Linked DNA regions of Homo sapiens: region 1 is linked to region 2. Evidence: chromatin loops called from intact Hi-C (ENCODE). Cell type or tissue: thyroid gland. All regions are shown on one strand. Links, peaks and the distances in the headings refer to the core of each region. The heading gives the core; the rest is flanking DNA. Region 1 has its middle 7.8 kb from the start of TBL1XR1. Region 2 has its middle 15 kb from the start of LINC00501.

Region 1 (9,193 bases), core at 1,227-6,226, 75 kb before region 2:
AGGAACACATTAAGTTCTCCGCTGGGTGTGGTGGTTCACGCCTGTAATCCTAGCATTTTGGGAGGCTGAGGTGGGCAGATCACTTGAGGTCGGGAGTTCAAGACCAGCCTGGCCAACATGGTGAAACCTCGTCTGTACTAAAAATACAAAATATTAGTCGGGCGTGGTGGCGGGTGCCTGTAATCGCAGCTACTTGGGAGGCTGAGGCAGGAGAATCGCTTGAACCCTGGAGGCGGAGGTTGCAGTGAGCCGAGATAGTGCCACTGCACTCCAGCCTAGGCGACAGAGTGAGACTCCGTCTCAAAAAAAAAAAGTTCTCTCTTGAATTTTCTAGCTAATTACTCAATGAAGAGAAACCTCATACCAGTAACTGTTATCAGAAGTTACTATATATTGTAAAATGGCTAAACAAATCCTGACTTGTTTTGCCGGGTGCAGTGGCTCACACCTGTAATCCCAGCACTTTGGGAGGCCGAGGCGGGCGGATCACGAGGTCGGGAGTTCGAGACCAGCCTGACCAACATGGTGAAACCCCGTCTCTACTAAAAATTCAAAAATTAGCTGAGCGTGGTGGCACATGCCTGTAATCCTAGCTACTCAGGAGGCTGAGGCAGAAGAATGGCTTGAAACCGAGAGGGGGAGGTTGCAGTGAGCCGAGATCTTGCCATTGCACTCCAGCCTGGGCGGGTGACAGAGTGAGATTACATCTCAAAAAAAAAAAAAAAAAAAAAACAAATCCTGACTTGTTTTATTTCAGTAATATTTTTCCGAGAGGAGTGTGGCATGGCAAGATAGCCTACACATTTGCAACTTTCATCGCTAAAGACATGGAACATTTTAAATTGAAACTGCTTCAATCCCAGGACTACAGGGTCTCATTACTATATATATTTTTAAATCATCATGATGTTTTAAATTGTTTACATTAGCTCATCTACATAAAGTATTCAAAACAAACTTAATTGTATAAAAAAGACATTTGATACCAAAAATATTCTCCTAGTGCTATAACTCATTTTATATTCTTTACTCACCCTGGAATTCAGTGGCTTTACGTCTGTAGCGTTTACCCCCAGGCGTCTTGCTGATACTCTGTGATGTTTCCGTTTCATTTTGACTTACCTTGTGCAATTCTTTGTGGTTCTTCCGAGATGAGGCACATGCCAACCACACATCTCAAGATGTCAGTACACAAGCTGCTTTTCTCCTTCAGTGCATAGCGTGTTGCTTGTGACCTTTCCTCATCAGTGTGAACCTTGTCACAGTTTTCCATGCTTCTATGACCCAATTTCATTACAACAATAAACTTTACTTGAGAGTCTTCATTTAAATTGCAAAAGAAACATACAACTATCTTACAAGTATTTATGCCTCTCAGATAATGAAAATAGCAGGTTGTATCCTGCGATTGTGATTCAGTCAAAACAGAAAACCAACCACACACACAGCATGTTGCTGTACAATCACTTACTTATACTGACCAGCCACATACTTTCTCAGGGAAGCACTCAAGGCCTAGTATTATATTGATGGTTTTGCTATTCATTCAATGTTTATTGAATGTTTAGTGTGCCAGGCACTGTCTCAGTAAACCAAAAACAGCCCCTACTCTTCACAGGGCTTACATCCCACGTTGGGTGAGGGTTGGGAGTACACACAGACTTTCAAAAAATATGTCTGTATTAGGCTATTGTTTGACCACTGTTAAAAAAAAAAAAAGGAATATAAAAATGGCTTAAACAAGATGAAAGCGTATTATCTTATGTGACTGTCATTCTGGAGTAAGATGTCAAAGACCTAGATTGTTCTATCTCAACATATATCTTCCATCCACTGGTCTAAAATGGTTTTTCTTGCTCCTGCCATCATTTTCAAATTCCAGCCATTGGAAAAGAAAACAGAAGAAATAGAGGGCTAGGCCTTTCCTTTCAGGACACATCCTGGCAGTTGCATTTATCACTTCCTCTAATATTCCATTAACCAGTGCTTGGTCTTATGACCACACCTAGCTTCTAGGAAGGTAGGTAAAAGACAACCAAGCTTAAATAAAATAAAGTGGGATAATGGGTATATATGTTATTTTATTGTATTGTGTTTTAGGCAGAGTCTTTTTGTCACCCAGACTCTAGTGCAGTGGTATTTGTGTCCAAAATTGGTGGGTTCTTGGTCCCGCTGACTTCAAGAATGAAGTCGTGGACCCTCACGGTGAGTGTTACGGTTCTTAAAGGTGGTGTGTCCAGAGTTTGTTCCTTCTGATGTTCAGACATGTTTGGAGTTTTTTCCTTCTGGTGGGTTCGTGGTCTCCTTGGCCTCAGAAGTGAAGCTGCAGACCTTCGTGGTGAGTGTTACAGCTCATAAAGGTAGTGCAGACCCAAACAGTGAGCAGCAGCAAGATTTACTGCAAAGAGCTAAAGAACAAAGCTTCCACAGTATGGAAGGGGACCCAAACAGGTTGCCACTGCTGGCTCCGGCAGCCTACTTTTATTCCCTCATCTGGCCCCACCCATAGCCTGCTGATTGGTCCATTTTATAGAGAGCTGATTGGTCTGTTTTACAGAGCGCTGATTGGTCCGTTTTGACAGGGTGCTGATTGGTGTGTTTACAATCCCTGAGCTAGACACAAAAGTTCTCCAAGTCCCCACTAGATTAGCTAGACATGGAGCACTGATTGGTGCATTTACAAGCCTTGAGCTAGACACAGGGTGCTGATTGCTGTGTTTACAAACCTTGAGCTAGACACAGAGTGCTGATTGGTATATTTACAATCCTTTAGCTAGACATAAAGGTTCTCCAAGTCCCCACTAGATTAGCTAGATACAGAGTGCCAATTGGTTCATTTACAAACCTTGAGCTAGACACAGAGTGCTGATTGGTGTATTTACAATCCCTTAGCTAGACATAAAGGTTCTCCAAGTCCCCACTAGATTAGCTAGACATAGATCACTGATTGGTGCATTTACAAACCTTGAGCTAGACACAGGGTGCTGATTGGTGTGTTTACAAACCTCGAGCTAGACACAGAGTGCTGATTGGTGCATTTACAATCCTCCAGCTAGACATGAAAGTTCTCCAAGTCCCCATCTGACTCAGGAGCCCAGCTGGCTTCACCTAGTGGATCCAGTGCTGGGGCCGCGGGTGGCGCTGCCTGCCAGTCCCACGCTGCGTGCCTGCACTTCTCAGCCTTTGGGCAGTTGATGGGACCGGGCGCCGCAGAGCAGGGGGCGGCACCCGTCTTGGAGGCTTGGGCCACACGGGAGCCCATTGCTAGGGGGCTCAGGCATGGCGGGCTGCAGGTCTCGAGCCCTGCCCCACAGGGAGGCGGCTGAGCGCCGGTGAGAATTCAAGCATGGCGGGCCGGCAGTGCTGGGGTCCTGGCGCACCCTCTGCAGCTGCTGGCCCGGGTGCTAAACCTCTCACTGCCCAGGCCAGTGGCGCCGGCGGACGGCTCTGAGTGCGGGGCCGCCAAGCCCATGCCCACCCAGAACTCACGCTAGCCCGTGGCCCCGCCCACTTGGAACTCACGCTGGTCCACGAGCGCTGTGCACAGACAGCCCCGGTTCCCGCTCGTCCCTCTCTCTCTACAGCTCCCGGCAAGCAGAGGGAGCCGGCTCCGGCCTCAGCCAGCCCAGAGAGGGGCTCCCACAGTGCAGCAGCGGACTAAAGGGGTCCTCGAGCGTGGCCAGAGTGGGCGCGGAGGCCAAGGAGGCGCTGAGAGCGAGCGAGGGCTGCGAGGGCTGCCAGCACACTGTCACCTCTCAGTATGATCATAGCTCATTGTAAACTTAAACTCCTGGCCTCACTGACCCTCCCACCTCAGCTTCCCAAAGTGCTAGGATTACAGGCATGAGCCACCACATCCAGCCAGTATATATTATTTTAGATATGGGGTTTAGAGAAGGCTGCTCAGTTAAGATGACATGTGAGCAAAAAACTAAAGGAAGTAGCAGAGTGAGTATGCCACTATCAGAAAAAGGAATGTTCTGGGCAGAAGGAATATTATGTACAAAAGAATAATATAACAAATATGCTATATTCTAAGAATAAAAATGATGTCAGTTAATTGGCATGAAGTAAGAAAGGAGTGGCAGGAGACGGGGACAGGGACCAGATGTGAAGGACTTTTTTCTTCTCATGTCATAGAAAGACACCAGGAGGCGCCGGGCGCGGTGGCTCACGCCTATAATCCCAGCACTTTGAGAGGCCCAGACAGGCGGATCACGAGGTCAGGAGATGGAGACCATCCTGGCTAACACAGTGAAACCCTGTCTCTACTAAAAATAAAAAAAATTAGCCGGGCATGGTGGCGGGTGCCTGTAGTCCCAGCTACTTGGGAGGCTGAGGCAGGAGAATGGCGTGAACCCGGGAGGCGGAGCTTGCAGTGAGCCGAGATGGTGCCACTGCACTCCAGCATGGGTGACAGAGCGAGACTCCGTCCCAAAAAAAAAAAAAAAAAGAAAGCCACCAGGAGGCTTTGAGCAAAGAAGTGACTTGAACCACCTTCCATTTTAAAGGACCAGCGGAGGCTAGGTGTGGTGGCTCACGCCTGTAATCCCAACACTTTTAAAAGCTTAAGTGGGGGCCGTTCGAGGTGGCTCATGCCAGTAATAATCCCAGCACTTTGGGAGGCTAAGGCAGGTGATCACCTGAGATCAGGAGTTCGAGACCAGCCTGGCCAACATGGTGAAACCCCATCTCTACTAATAATACAAAAAAATTAGCTGGGCATCATGGCACACGTTTGTAACCCCAGCTACTCAGAAGGCTGAGGCAGGAGAATCACCTGAAGCCGGGAGGCAGAAGTTGCAGTGAGCCGAGATCACGCCATTGCACTCCAGCCTGGGTGACAAGAGCGAAACTCCATCTCAAAAACAAAAACAACAAAAAAATTATTCCAAGATTTTAGACCAAACAAGTAGAAGAATGGAGTTGCCATTTACTGAGATGGGAACGGCTAGAAGAAGACCTAGTTTATGAGGGAACTATCAAGAGTTCTGTTTTAGCATTTGGTGTGCCTATTATACATCCTCATGATGATGTTGAATAGGTAGCCAGATATATAAATCTGATGTTCAGAGGTGCAACTGGAACTGGAGATATAACTTTGAGACTCATAGTAAAGCAATGATATTTGAAATCATGGACCTAGATGCAATCACCTAGAGAGTAAATATAAGTAAAAAAGCATTGAGTTCTCTGTCACCTCAATTGTCTCCTACCTCAAATGTTTTCTTTCCAATGCTCTTCTGCTCTTGATGTAGTGAAAAGCCTAAACATATGAAATCATGGGTCAGCATTAGGTGACTTTTTCTAACCATAAGGATATTGATGGAAACCATAGATAATGTTAATTGCTACCATTTATTAAGCATGTTATCAACTCTTTTCAAGGTATGTTAACATGTAATTGTCTCTGATTTTCTCAACAACCTGAAAAGGTAATGCCTCAGTCAATTTGGACTGCTATAACAAAAATACCATAGACTCGGTGGCTTAAACAACAAACACTTGGCCGGGCGCGGTGGCTTACATCTGTAATCCCAGCACTTTGGGAGGCTGAGGCGGACAGATCACCTGAGGTCAGGAGTTTGAGACCAGCCTGGCCAACATGGCGAAACCCCATCTCTACTAAAAATACGAAAATCAGCTGGGTGTGGTGGCGCATGCCCGTAATCCCAGCTACTCGGGAGGCTGAGGCAGGAGAACCAATGAGCCGAGATTGCGCCATTGCACTCTAGCCTGGGCAACAAGAGCAAAACTCCGTCTCAAACAAACAAACAAACAAAACACTTATTTCTTACAGTTCTGGAATTTGGGAAGTCTGATAGCAAAGTGCCAGCATGATCAAGTTATGGTGAGGGCCTCTTCCTGGGTGCTGCTGACCATCTTCTTGCTGTGTGTAAGTGGTGTAAAACAGTAAGACAGGAAGCAAGCTCTCTCCTGTCTCTTGTTACAAGATTACTAATCCCATCATGTAGGCTGTGACCTAATTACCTTCTGAAGGCCCCACCTCCTAATACCATACCATTTAGGGCTAGTGTTTCCATATATGAATTCTGGAGAAACACAAACATGTTGTCCATAACAGGTAAATAATATTATTATCTCTATTTGATTTATGAAGAAACTGAAGTAATAAGACCATATAGTTTGTCTAAGGTCATGCTGCAAATGGCAAAACAAGGATTTGAACTCAAGGCCAAGTGCAGTATCTGCTTTTCCAATGAATAAAACTAAGCAGATCAAGGCAGGAAAATTCAAGTGTTTGCTAAAAAGTACTTCAGTGAATGAGAAGAGCAGAGAAATGCAAAGTGGAAAAAAGGAGAAACTGCTTGAGGAGAAGAACCACATCTTAATCACATTTATGTGACCCACATATTTTAGGCTAGAATCTAGAAAAATGTTTGCTGAATGCAGGCGTAATTACGATCAATCTGTTGGATTCCATCTGTTGCATGCTTTGGTACTGTTAGTGTATCTACTGATTACAAAAGGAAGACCTTTGTCTCACTCACTCCCTACCCCTCTCACCATCCACCATCACCACCCGTGCTGCCTCATGGCAATTTAGGTATAGGGTGTTCTTTTTTTTTTTTTTGAGATGGAGTTTCGCTCTTGTCACCCAGGATGGAGTGCAGTGGCATGATCTCGGCTCACTGCAACCTCCGACCCCTGGGTTCAAGCAAGTCTCCTACCTCAGCCTCCTGAGTAGCTGAGATTACAGATGCCCACCACCACACCCAGCTAATATTTGTATTTTAGTAGAGAAGAGATTTCACCATGTTGGCCAGGCTGGTCTCAAACTCCTGACCTCAGGTGATCCACCCGCCTCAGCCTCCCAACATGCTGGGATTACAGGGGTGAGCCACTGTGCCCGGCCCGGGTATAGGATATTCTGTGTGTGTGGGCGGGTTGGGGTTGGGGGGAGTCTCACTCTGTCGCCCAGGCTGGAGTACAGTGGCATTATCTCGCATCACTGCAACTTCAACCTTCTGGGTTCAAGCGATTCTCCTGCCTCAGCCTCCTGAGTAGCTGGGACTATAGGCACACACCATCACCCCCGGCTAATTTTTTTGTATTTTTGGTAGAGACAGGGTTTCACCATGTTGGCCAGGCTGGTCTTGAACTCCTGACCTCAGGTGATCCACCCACCTCGGCCTCCCAAAGTGCTGGGATTACAGGTGTGAGCCACTGCACCCGGCCAGTATAGGGTATTCTTGAAGACAGGTTTTGTGGGCAAAGAAGACAATGTATAGTAATTCCATTTCATTTATTACAAATTTGAAAACCTACTTTTCCTTTGAGCTTTGAAATTCAGGTTACAAATCTAACTCTGTTTTTTAAGAGAATGTTTACAATTTGGTTAATTAAATTTCCTTGAATTATTAAACTACATTAATTCATTTAATGTATTCAGTCTTTTTAAAATACTTCAGTTGCTCAACAAAGAATCACAAGTAGTTAAGTAATGCTTATAAATATGATAAATTATAAAATATGAATCAAGTTCTCTTGAACATTACAAAAATGTTTACAGATTTAATAAAATTCTCATATATTTTCACTTAAAATCATGAATCTGAATTAATTACAGTTTTCACTTAGGTGTTTTAAACTGGTTTCACAAGGATAACTTGTTAGAAATCCTAAAATGTCGAATTACGTAAAAGATTACAAATAGTTAAAATACCAAATACAAATATGCACAAGTATTTCTAAACATAAATGAAAACAATAGTGGCCACACACAGTGACTCACGCCTATAATCCTAGCACTTTGAGAGGCCAAGGCGGGCAGATCACTTGAGGCCAGGAGTTCAAGACCAGCCTGGGCAACATGGCGAAATCCCATCTCTACAAAAAAATACTAAAATTAACTGGCTGTGGTGGTGCATGCCTGTAGTCCCAGCTACCGGGGAGCCTGAGGTGGGAGGTTCGCCGGAGCTGGGAGGTGGAGGTTGTAGTGAGCCATGTTTGCGCCACTGCACTCCAGCCTGGCTGCAGAGAGACCCTGTTTCACAAATAAACAAATGAATAAGTAAATACAATAAGACGATGGGTTTGATTTGTTTTATCGCTTTGACTTTATGCTCTCCTAAGGCTAAAAAAAACCTAATGCCTTAAATAAACAATTCTACTGGCCCAGGTGAGCTGAGTTGCTGTCTTAGTCAGTTGGGAGTGCTATCACAAAATACATAAACTAGGTGACTTCTACACAACAGAAATTTATTTCTTCTAGTTCTGGAGGCTGTGAGGTCAAAGATCAAGGCACTGGCAGATTCGGTGTCTGGTCAGGGCCTACTTCCTGGTTAATAGATGGCACCTTTCTGCTGTGTCCTCACATGATAAAAGGGGCAAACACACTCCCTCGTGCCTCTTTTATGAAGGCACTAATCACATTCATGAGAGCTCCCAAAAGAGCTCCAAGTCTTAATATCGTCACCTTGGGGATTAGTATTTCAACATATGGATTTTGGGAGGCCACACACATTCAGATTATAGCAGACACCTCTCCAGTGGACTGAGTAGCTTATTGACCTGAGTGGTTCTGGCTGGAGATGCAGACATCAGGGCGGTTTTTCTCAAAGCTGCTAAGATGTGCTGAACACTCCTTATGCCAGCCAATGGGAACACTAAGGTCCTGCCTTCAAATGGGATGGTCTTGCTACAATTCAAGTCCACAGATTCAGGTTGCACCACTTGGAAATGATATGAACTTGCACCCCTCCTACCAGATTGCTGAGACACATGACTGAGCTCAATTTGTATAGTACTCCGTTTTAGCCTGAATCTTTGAATTGTTTTCCTCCTGATGGTGCTTCAATTCATATAGAAATTAACTGTATATTGCTCATGTTTGTGGCTGGCTCTGTAGTTCCAACCACCCCCACCCCACCCCCAATATTGTTATAGCTACTAGAAAGTAAGCCAAATGCACTTTCTGAGATTGTCCCAAATATCTGTTGGTCAGGTAACAGCCATTATAACAACTATCATTTCCTTATGTCAGCATTTCCCAAACTGTATTCCGCTCATAATGGGCACGTAGTCTGTGCTTCTGGAAGTAAAGAGTTCCAACATTAAGGATGTTTGGGAAATGTGACGTTTTTATTTTCCTTGTTGTTGTTGTTTTTTGGGACAAAGTTTTCCTCTTGTCACCCAGGCTGGCCTGCAGTGGTGCGATATTGGCTCACTG
Region 2 (9,193 bases), core at 2,379-7,378:
TAATCACTTTGCTATCCCAAAGTAGAAGAAAGTGAGGATAGAGAAAATTATAAATCTTGGCCACATATAGCATAGACAAAAAATGATATTACTTAAAAAAGAGAAGCTATACAGGCTCTTTAACCTTGAATTGACAAGCAAAACTATTCCAACATTTCAATGGTAGATTTAGCTACCATAAAACAATATGACAATGCAACACAATCGTTTGACACTAAAATGTTATAAAAATCTTTGAAATTATTTAAACAGAGAGTACACCTAAATTCCATTAGTAGAGTTCTCTCCTAACTAAAATGGTTAAAATCCAATGAACCTTTTTTTGGGTTATTTGTTAACTATAATTTGCATTAAGTACATATTTTGAAAGATAAGTATTTAAAACTCATTTTTCCTAAAACAAAGATTGATATTAGTACTTCAGTTTTTTGTTTTTTTGTTTTGTTTTGTTTTGTTTTGGAAATGGAGTCTCGCTCTGTCACCCAGGCTAGAGTGCAATGGCACGATCTTGGCTCATTGGAACCTCCGCCTCCTGGGTTCAAGCGATTCTCCTGCCTCAGCCTCCCAAGTAGCTGGAATTATAGGCGCTGGCCACCACGCCCGGCTAATTTTTTGTATTATTATTATTTATTTTATTTTTTGTGATGAAGTTTTGCTCTTGTTGCCCAGGCTGGAGTGGAATGGCGTGATCTTGGCTCACTGCAAGCTCTGCATTCTGGATTCAAGTGATTCTCCTGCCTCAGCCTCCCGAGTAGCTGGGATTACAGGCGTGAGCTACCATGCCCAGCTAATTTTGTATTTGTAGTAGAGACAGGGTTTCTCCATGTTGGTCAGGCTGGTCTCGAACTCCTGACCTCAGGTGATCCACCAGCCTCGGCCTCCCAAAGTGCTGGGATTACAGGCTTGAGCCACCATGCCTGGCCCAGATAGTTTTGCCCACTAAAGAAGCAGGTTAGTTTCAGAGGAGTACAATTTTAGGTGGGAGAAAACTGATAAGTGAACACGCTTCATCAACAACTATCATTCAGCACACCATCAACAAAGAATCTCTAGAAGATGGCATTTTTTATGCTAACCAAAATATATTTACTCTACTTACAAGTATGTAAAATATATTTGTGCTTTTGTTTCCTTATCTGTAAAATGAGAAAAATAATTATACCTACCTTAACTCAAACTTCTGAGTTAATATGGGAAAATCATGTAGAATGTTGTATGGTATATAGCAAATGTTCTATGAGTTTACTATTGTTTGTTATTTAAGCAAATCAGAAAATAGAGTTAATAATATCTGTTCTTTGGATGAAGTTAGTATAGGGTTGTCAAATGGAGATTTATTCTTCCTGGTGAGGGTGAAGAATGATGGCTTGAAATTAAATTCCTGCCTCCCTGTGTTTTTGTTGGGTATGATAAGATTGTTTCACTTTTATTCACTGGAGGAGGACCTTAGGATTATTAGAGAGGATCCAGGGAGGGAGGTACATTCACTGAGTCCATAGCGACTAGCTTTCATGACCTGGACCCTCCATTTCCTCTATGTATTTGTAAAGCTTCTTTTATCCTTGTTGGATATAAGTTTTCTGCCTGTAAGTTTCAAGCCAGCAGATTACCTGATGAACCTATTAAAAAGAAAGAAAGCATTGTTTCCAGAAAATGTTTTGTACTCTTGAGCTCCCAGGCTAAGCTAAGTCAGCTGCTGAGGTAGACGTTGACAGATCACTGGACAGTGTTACCTTAACAGAAGAAAAATTAGTAGCTATTTTAAACAAGAAAACTACAAAAAGACATGGGCTATAATGTCAGATTTCATAATCTTTAGAAAGGTTGAAGAAAGCACCGTGGTTAGAGCCCTGGGTCCAAGCCCCAGCTCTGCCTCTTACTGGTTGTGTCTCCTGCAAGGACCCTGGCATCCATGAGGATGGTCACTGTATTTAACTGGGTTCCACCTAAGTGTCTGTAGCAGAGAGTGCCAAAATACATTGGCTTTAAAAAAGTAGATGCTTGGCCAGGTGCGGTGGCTCATGTCTGTAATCCCAGCACTTTGGGAGGCTGAGGCGGGCGGATCACCTGAGGTCAGGAGTTCGAGACCATCCTGGCCAACATGGTGAAACCCCCGTGTCTACTAAAAATACAAAATTAACCTGGTGTGGTGGTCGGCGTCTGTAATCCCAACTACTTGGGAGGCTGAGGCAGGAGAATCACTTGAACCCGGGAGGCAGAGGTTGCAGTGAGCCAAGATCACGCCATTGCACTCCATCCTGGGCAACAAGAGTGAAACTCCGTCTCAAAAAAAAAAAAAGGCCGGGCGTGGTGGCTCATGCCTGTAATCCCAGCACTTTGGGAGGCCGAGGCAGGCAGATCATGAGGTCAGGAGCTCGAGACCATCCTGGCTAACATGGTGAAACCTGGTCTCTACTAACAATACAAAAAAATTAGCCAGGCGTGGTGGCACATGCCTGTAGTCCCAGCTACTCGGGAGGCTGAGGCAGGAGAATGGCTTGAACCCGGGAGGTGGAAGTTGCAGTGAGCTGAGATCGCTCCACTGCACTCCAGCCTGGGCATCAGAGCGAGACTCCATCTCAAAAAAATAAAAAAAAATGTAGACGCTTGTTTCTTTCTCCGTAGACGTCCGGAAATAGGTAGTTCATCTCTGTTTTTGTTTTGTTTTGTTTTGTTTCGTTTTTTGAGATGGAGTCTTGCTCTGTCGCCCAGGCTGGAGGGCAGTGGCATGATCTCGGCTCACTGCAGCCGCTGCCTCCTGGGTTCCAGAGTTCTCCTGCTGCCCAGGCTGGAGTGCAGTGGAGCAATCTCGGCTCACTGCAACTTCCACCTCCCGGGTTCAAGCCATTCTCCTGCCTCAGCCTCCCGAGTAGCTGGGACTACAGGCACCCGCCACCATGTCCGGCTAATTTTGTATTCAGCCTCTCGAGTAGCTGGGACTACAGGCACACGTCACCACACCTGGCTAATTTTTTTGTATTTTTAGTAGAGACGGGATTTCACCATGTTGGCCAGGCTGATCTCGAATTTCTGACCTCAGGTGATCCACCCGCTTTGGCCTCCCAAAGTGCTAGGATTATAGGCATTAGCCACCACGCCTGGCTATCTCTGGGTTTAAGATGCCTACTTTTGTTCTGCCCATCTCAGCCAGCAGGAAGGAAGTAAAGGGTCAGGCATACACAATCTTTGTAAGGGCAAAACTGACAAAAAGGGCACCTATCACCTTCTCACATTTCATGGCTAGAACTTAGTCACATGGCCACCTCTGGCTGCAGGTGTGGCTAGATAAAGCAGTGGTCTTTAGTTAGGAAGCCATGGCCTCAGTGGAAACTCTATGTCTGTGGAAGGGGAGATCAGATACTGAAAGATAACTGGCCATATGCCTTGTCTTGGGAGAACTTGGAGTATTTGGAATATTTCACAGTACTTGGAAGAAGATAACATGAAAATCCAGTAGAAAGAGCACAGGACTAGAGGCCAGGCATGGTGGCTCATGCCTGTAATCCCAGCACTTTGGGAGGCCGAGGCAGGTGGATCACCTGAGGTCAGGAGTTCGAGACCAGCCTGACCCATATGGTGAAACCCCATCTCTACTAAAAATACAAAAAATAAGCTGGGCATGGTGGCACACACCTGTAATCCCAGCTACTTGAGAGACTGGGGCAGGGTAATTGCTTGAACCCAGGAGGCGAAGGTTGCGCCATTGCACTCTAGCCTGGGTGACAGGGTGAGACTCCATCTCAAAAAAAAAAAAAAATATATATATATATATATATGTATATATATATAGGTGTATATATATATATGTATATATATATGTGTATATATATGTATATATATATACGTATATATGTATATATATGTATATATATATACGTATATATATGTATATATATGTATATATATGTATATATATATGTATGTGTGTGTGTGTATATATATATATATATATATATATATATATATAATCCCCTTTCCTTGTACTCTGGAAACAATCAAATTCAGCATATAGATATATATTCCCACTAATTGTCCTCCAATCTTCAGTACAGTCTGTTCATAAAGTAGTCTTGTGTTACTAATATGTAGGGAACTAGCGGATGAGGTGATGTTGAGAGGCCTGGTGTTCTTTGTGACTCCATCTTTTGATGCTGTCATCACCAGCAACAGCATTATTCCAAAGAAAAGTGTGGTTCTATTTTTCCACGACAAGCAAAAAGGCAACCAGAAACCAAGTCAAAGTTGACTTGGAGTCAAGGTCAGTGAGGAGACAGGTTATAGCCAGATGGTCTCTAGGAAGGAAATGAGCCTTGTGTTTTCAAAGATAAATATTTAATTACTTACCTTTCCTATAACAAAGTGTGTGTGTTGGTGGAGGGGTGGGTGCAAACCTCATTTGTAAGTGGGAAGGGAACTCAAGCTGTTTTATGTAAATATCAAAGGAAAGGCTGATCCCAGCAGACTAGAAGGTTGGGATGCTTCCAGGGAGGCAGGTAAACAAGCCACGACGGTAAGTTTAGAGTGGGTAAGTGAGTGAACTATGAATGTAGCTGATCCTTGAGTCCAGGCTGCGTTGGGAGGCTAGGAATGGGGTGTTGGATAAAGTACACTTACAATTTGGGAAGGAATCAAGGACTTGGAGTAGACCCTTTCAGAAAAGAGCAAGTAGCTTGGGTGCCTGAGCAGAAGTGGACGGTCAGGAACTGGTGGTCAGTGAGAGAGCAGAGATCAACATCTTAAAGCCACATTCCTACTGAAGCAAGTCAAGCGCGACTTTACAGAGTGACACACCTTTACAAACTTGTGGGCTGAAAAAGGAATGGAATTTTTTTTTCCCCTTTATACCAGACATTTCTGGATTATGAAGAGAGGAAACTTAGATCTTCTCTACCTTTAAAACCAATAAATAAATAAATAAAATAAAAATAAAAGAAAGAAGATCTCTGGCTTTACAGGTGATGAATGGTCCACCTAGTTATACTCTTGACTTTCCCTGTAAAAGAACATCGTTAGCCCATTCCATCCAGCAAGTGTTTCCCAAACTTCACTGGTCAAAAGCATTACCTGGGTTTCATCCCAAGCCATTTGAATCAGAACTGCAAAGAAGGGAATCTAAGAATCAGCACCTTTAGGCTGGGCGCGGTGGCTCACGTCTGTAATCTCAGCGCTTTGGGAGGCCTAGGTGGGCGGATCACCTGAGGTTGGGAGTTGGAGACCAGCCTGTCCAACATGGAGAAACCTTGTCTCTACTAAAAATACAAAATTAGCTGGGCATGGTAGCGGGTGCCTGTAATCCCAGCTACTCGGGAGGCTGAGGCAGGAGAATCACTTGAACCCGAGAGGCAGAGGTTGCAGTGAGCTGAGATTGCGCCATTGCACTCCAGCCTGGGCAACAAGAGCAAAATTCCGTCTCAAAAAAAAAAAAAAAGGATCAGCATCTTTAACAAGGGTTCCTGTGCACTTTTTTGACCAGGGACATTTGGGAAATATGATGTTCTCTAAGCAGTGGTGGTCACGTTACTGCTGGGGTGGTTCTGTATGCCCAGAGCAGATGTACTGCCGAGTGTGGTGGCTCATGCCTGTAATCCCAGCACTTTGGGAGACCGAGGCGGGCAGATTACCTGAGGTCTGGAGTTCGAGACCAACCTGACCAAAATGGTGAAACCCCATCTCTACTAAAAATATAAAATTAGCCGGGCATGGTGGCACATGCCTGTAATCCCAGCTACTCGGTAGGCTGAGGCAGAAGAATCGCTTGAACCCGGGAGACAGAGGTTGCGGTGAGCCAAGATCGCACCATTGCACTCCAGCCTGTGCAAAAAGAGCAAAACTCTGTCTCAACAAAAACAAAACAAAACAAAACAACAAAAAAAAGAGAGCAGATGTACTTAAAACTTAGGACAGGATGTAAGAGGAGAAGGGAAATTAAAGTTAAGCTGAGATAAGGAACAGAAATTCAAAGAGCAGCAAACCACGTTTGTGGATTTCTAAGTTCTTTATCTTAGTCATTTTGCTCTCTGGGCCTCTGTTTCCTTATCTGTAAAATGATGGGGTTAATCTACTTTTAGGGCCCTGGTGGGTGTCTCCAGGACCATTCTGAAGGGGAGAGCCTGTCTTAGTCTGTTTGTGTTGCTATAGAAGAATAACTGGCTGGATATGGTGGCTCATGCCTGTAATTCCAGCACTTTGGGAGGCTGAGGTGGGCGGATCACCTGAGGTCAGGAGTTTGACCCCAGCCTGGCCAACATGGTGAAACCCTGTCTCTACTAAAAATACAAAAATTAGCTGGGTGTGGTGGCATGAGCCTGTAATCCCAGCTCCTTGGGAGGCTGAGGCAGGAGAATTGCTTGAACCCAGGAGGCGGAGGTTTCAGTGAGCCAAGATCGCACCACTGCACTCCAGCCTGGGCAACGGAGTGAGATTCCATCTCCAAAAAAATAAAAATTACAAAGAAAGGAATAACTGAGACTGGGTAATAGGTAAAGAAAAGAGGTTTATTTGGCTCACAGTTCTGCAGACTATATAAGAAGCATGGTGCCAGTATCTGCTTCTGGTGAGGGCCTCAGACTGCTGCTACTCGTGACCAAAGGCTAAGGGGAAACAGTGTGTGCAGAGGTCACATGGCGAGAGAGGAAATGAGAGTGGGGGAGGTGCCAGGTTCTTTTTAACAACCAGCTCTCACAGGAACACAGAATAAGAACACACCATTTATCCCCCACTCCACCCAAGAAAGGGCATCAATCTATTAATGAGAGATCTACCCCCATGACCTAAACACCTCCCATTAGGCCCCACGTCCAAAATTGGGGATAAGATTTCAAAATGATCATTGGAGGGGACAAACATCCAAACTATAGCAGGCTCCCTCAGGCTTATCACAATCTCCTCTTCAGCCAAAGCAAATCCGCTTAGATTTGCTTTGTTGATTGGGCTTCTATGTCAGTACCATTTTTTTGAATTTAGAAAACTACTGCTCTAAATGATTTTAAAGGTCTTTACAGCTCTAGGATACTAAGTGTGTCTTCAGCAGCAATGCCAACAACAGAGATCATTAGCACAGAAAAAGAGCACCAAGAGGAACCTTAGGACGCAGGCTACATTTTGAGACCTAGTTTTAAATATTGACTCCTGCTGTTCAAGCCTGCTGGCTTCCTTGTTGTGGGCTGACATTCAAGTGGAGAAGAAATAATTGTGGTATTTCCATGAATATAGCAGCTTAACTTAAAGACACAAAATCAACCCCAAAGGTTGTTTGTCATTGTGTAGACAAAATAATAACTGGTTAATTGCCTGAATTTTCTTCCTGTTCACTGGTTGTTTTGGTATCAAGTATCTATAGCCAAATGTAAGTTCTGTTGAGTGACTTGGCATAAGACCAGCTGTGCATTCAAAAGCAGGTGTAGCCAGCAACAAGCCAGGTGCCTGGTGGGAGAGCCTGCCAGGAGTTGAGAGATGGCACTTCCCCTATGTAGGCAGTGCATGTTATGCTATATCTTTAGAAATAAGCATCTGTTTACAAATGAATATAACCTTTGCCTGCTTACTCACCTTTCAATCTAGGGAAAAGGACTGCTATAGGCCTGTGTGGCAAAACTTGGGTTCAAGTCCAGCTCTGTGCTTATTGCGTACTTTGGACAAATCACCTATCTTATCTAAACTGGGAGACAATAATATCTACTTTGCAGCACTGCTGTGAAGATTAAATAAGATAATGTATGTGAAAGCATTTTGTAAATAGCACGAAGTCTTAAAAATGTAAAGATACATTTATGATAATGAATAACGGCACCATATTCAAGCAAACAACATTAGGAAGAAAACACTATTACATTCACAAACTATACAAATGCTTTTATGTATAATCAGACAATAAATAATATGTTTATTAACATATCCATGTATTCATTCATTCACTCATTCCTGACTACATAGCAGTAGTCCCTGGGGGAGATAAGAAGTCAGTTAAGGGAAAATAGTTAGACAAAAGATACATTTAGGATTTGATGATCAAGCAGTTCAATGTCTATTGAGCCAGTACTATGTTCCAGGAGCCAGGTTCCTTCCCTGGGGGAGCACACATCTCCAGTGGAGGGGCTTATAGTCACAGAGGGAAGATAATGGCTCAGTGAAGTCTGATGAATCCAGAGGATATCCAGAGTTCACCCCCAGCTTGGCAAATGGATGCTGACTGAACACTGATTTGATCTCAAGGCAACTTTCCAGAATGTTCGTTGCTCTCCCCATTCTCATTCAATTGCACTCATCATGTCCTGCCTGGATGCTCAGGACTCTCCCAAATGCACTGAATGAACTGCAAGGTACCTGGGCTAAGCCCAGTTTAGCCTTTCAGAGTAGAATGACTAGACTTGTGGACAACTAGACTAGTAGACTAGTAGAGAGATGGTCCTCAGAGCCTCCCTAACATAGTACTGAAGGAAAAGCCTTTTTTTTTTTTGAGACCGAGTCTCACTCTTGTTGCCCAGGCTGGAGTGCAGTGGCGCGATCTCGGCTCACTGCAACCTCCGCCTCCCGGATTTAAGTGATTCTCCTGCCTCATCCTCCCAAGTAGCTGGGATTACAGGCGCCTGCCACCACGCCTGGCTAATTTTGCATTTTTAGTAGAGACGGGGTTTCGATATATTGGTTAGGCTAGTCTCGAACTCCTGACCTCAGGTGATCCACCCACCTTGGTCTCCCAAAGTGCTGGGATTACAGGTGTTAGCCACTGCACCGGCTTTTTTTTTTTTTTTTTTTTTTTTTTGAGAGGGAGTCTTGCTCTGTTGCTTAGGCTGGAGTGCAGTGGCGCAATCTTGGCTCACTGCAACCTCCGCCTCCCGGGTTCAAGCGATTTTCCTGCCTCAGCCTCCTGAGTAGCTGGGATTACTGACGCGCATCACCACGCCCAGCTAATTTTTGTATTTTTGGTAAAGACGGAGTTTCACCATGTTGGCCAGGCTGGTCTCAAACTCCTGACCTCAAGTGATCCGCCCGCCTCAACCTCCCAAAGTGCTGGGATTACAGGCGTGAGCCACCGCGCCCAGTTAGGAAAAGACTTTTTAAGTAAAAAATAAAAATCATTGTGCCTCCTTTGAACATGTTCTTTTCACATTGTAGTAGCCAACACAAATGATTTAGCATATACATATATGATTTATGTTGAGAAAATATGCAAGATGAAGTAGCTTTAAGCAGC

Evidence for each region. Hi-C counts contacts between places; a loop is a spot of excess contacts. Peaks named below come from ENCODE experiments on the same cell type or tissue, not always from the same donor. Only the 100,000 strongest peaks of a DNase experiment are listed, where the experiment ranks them.
Region 1: it touches region 2 in a loop (2.4-fold over the local background); 17 of 110 quality-filtered maps call a loop at or near these places.

What each region holds. Positions count from the first base shown.
Region 1 is chr3:177,200,705-177,209,897 of GRCh38, forward strand. It overlaps a transcript of TBL1XR1 not described here. Among named protein-coding and RNA genes, the nearest start is that of TBL1XR1, 7.8 kb to the left of the region's middle. In thyroid gland, for the core only: no CTCF peak of the experiment used is centred there; no DNase peak of the experiment used is centred there.
Region 2 is chr3:177,274,918-177,284,110 of GRCh38, forward strand. No RefSeq gene overlaps it. Among named protein-coding and RNA genes, the nearest start is that of LINC00501, 15 kb to the right of the region's middle. RefSeq lists an enhancer at 9,112-9,193. In thyroid gland, for the core only: no CTCF peak of the experiment used is centred there; a DNase peak (open chromatin) is centred at 4,624; H3K27ac peaks cover 4,082 bases.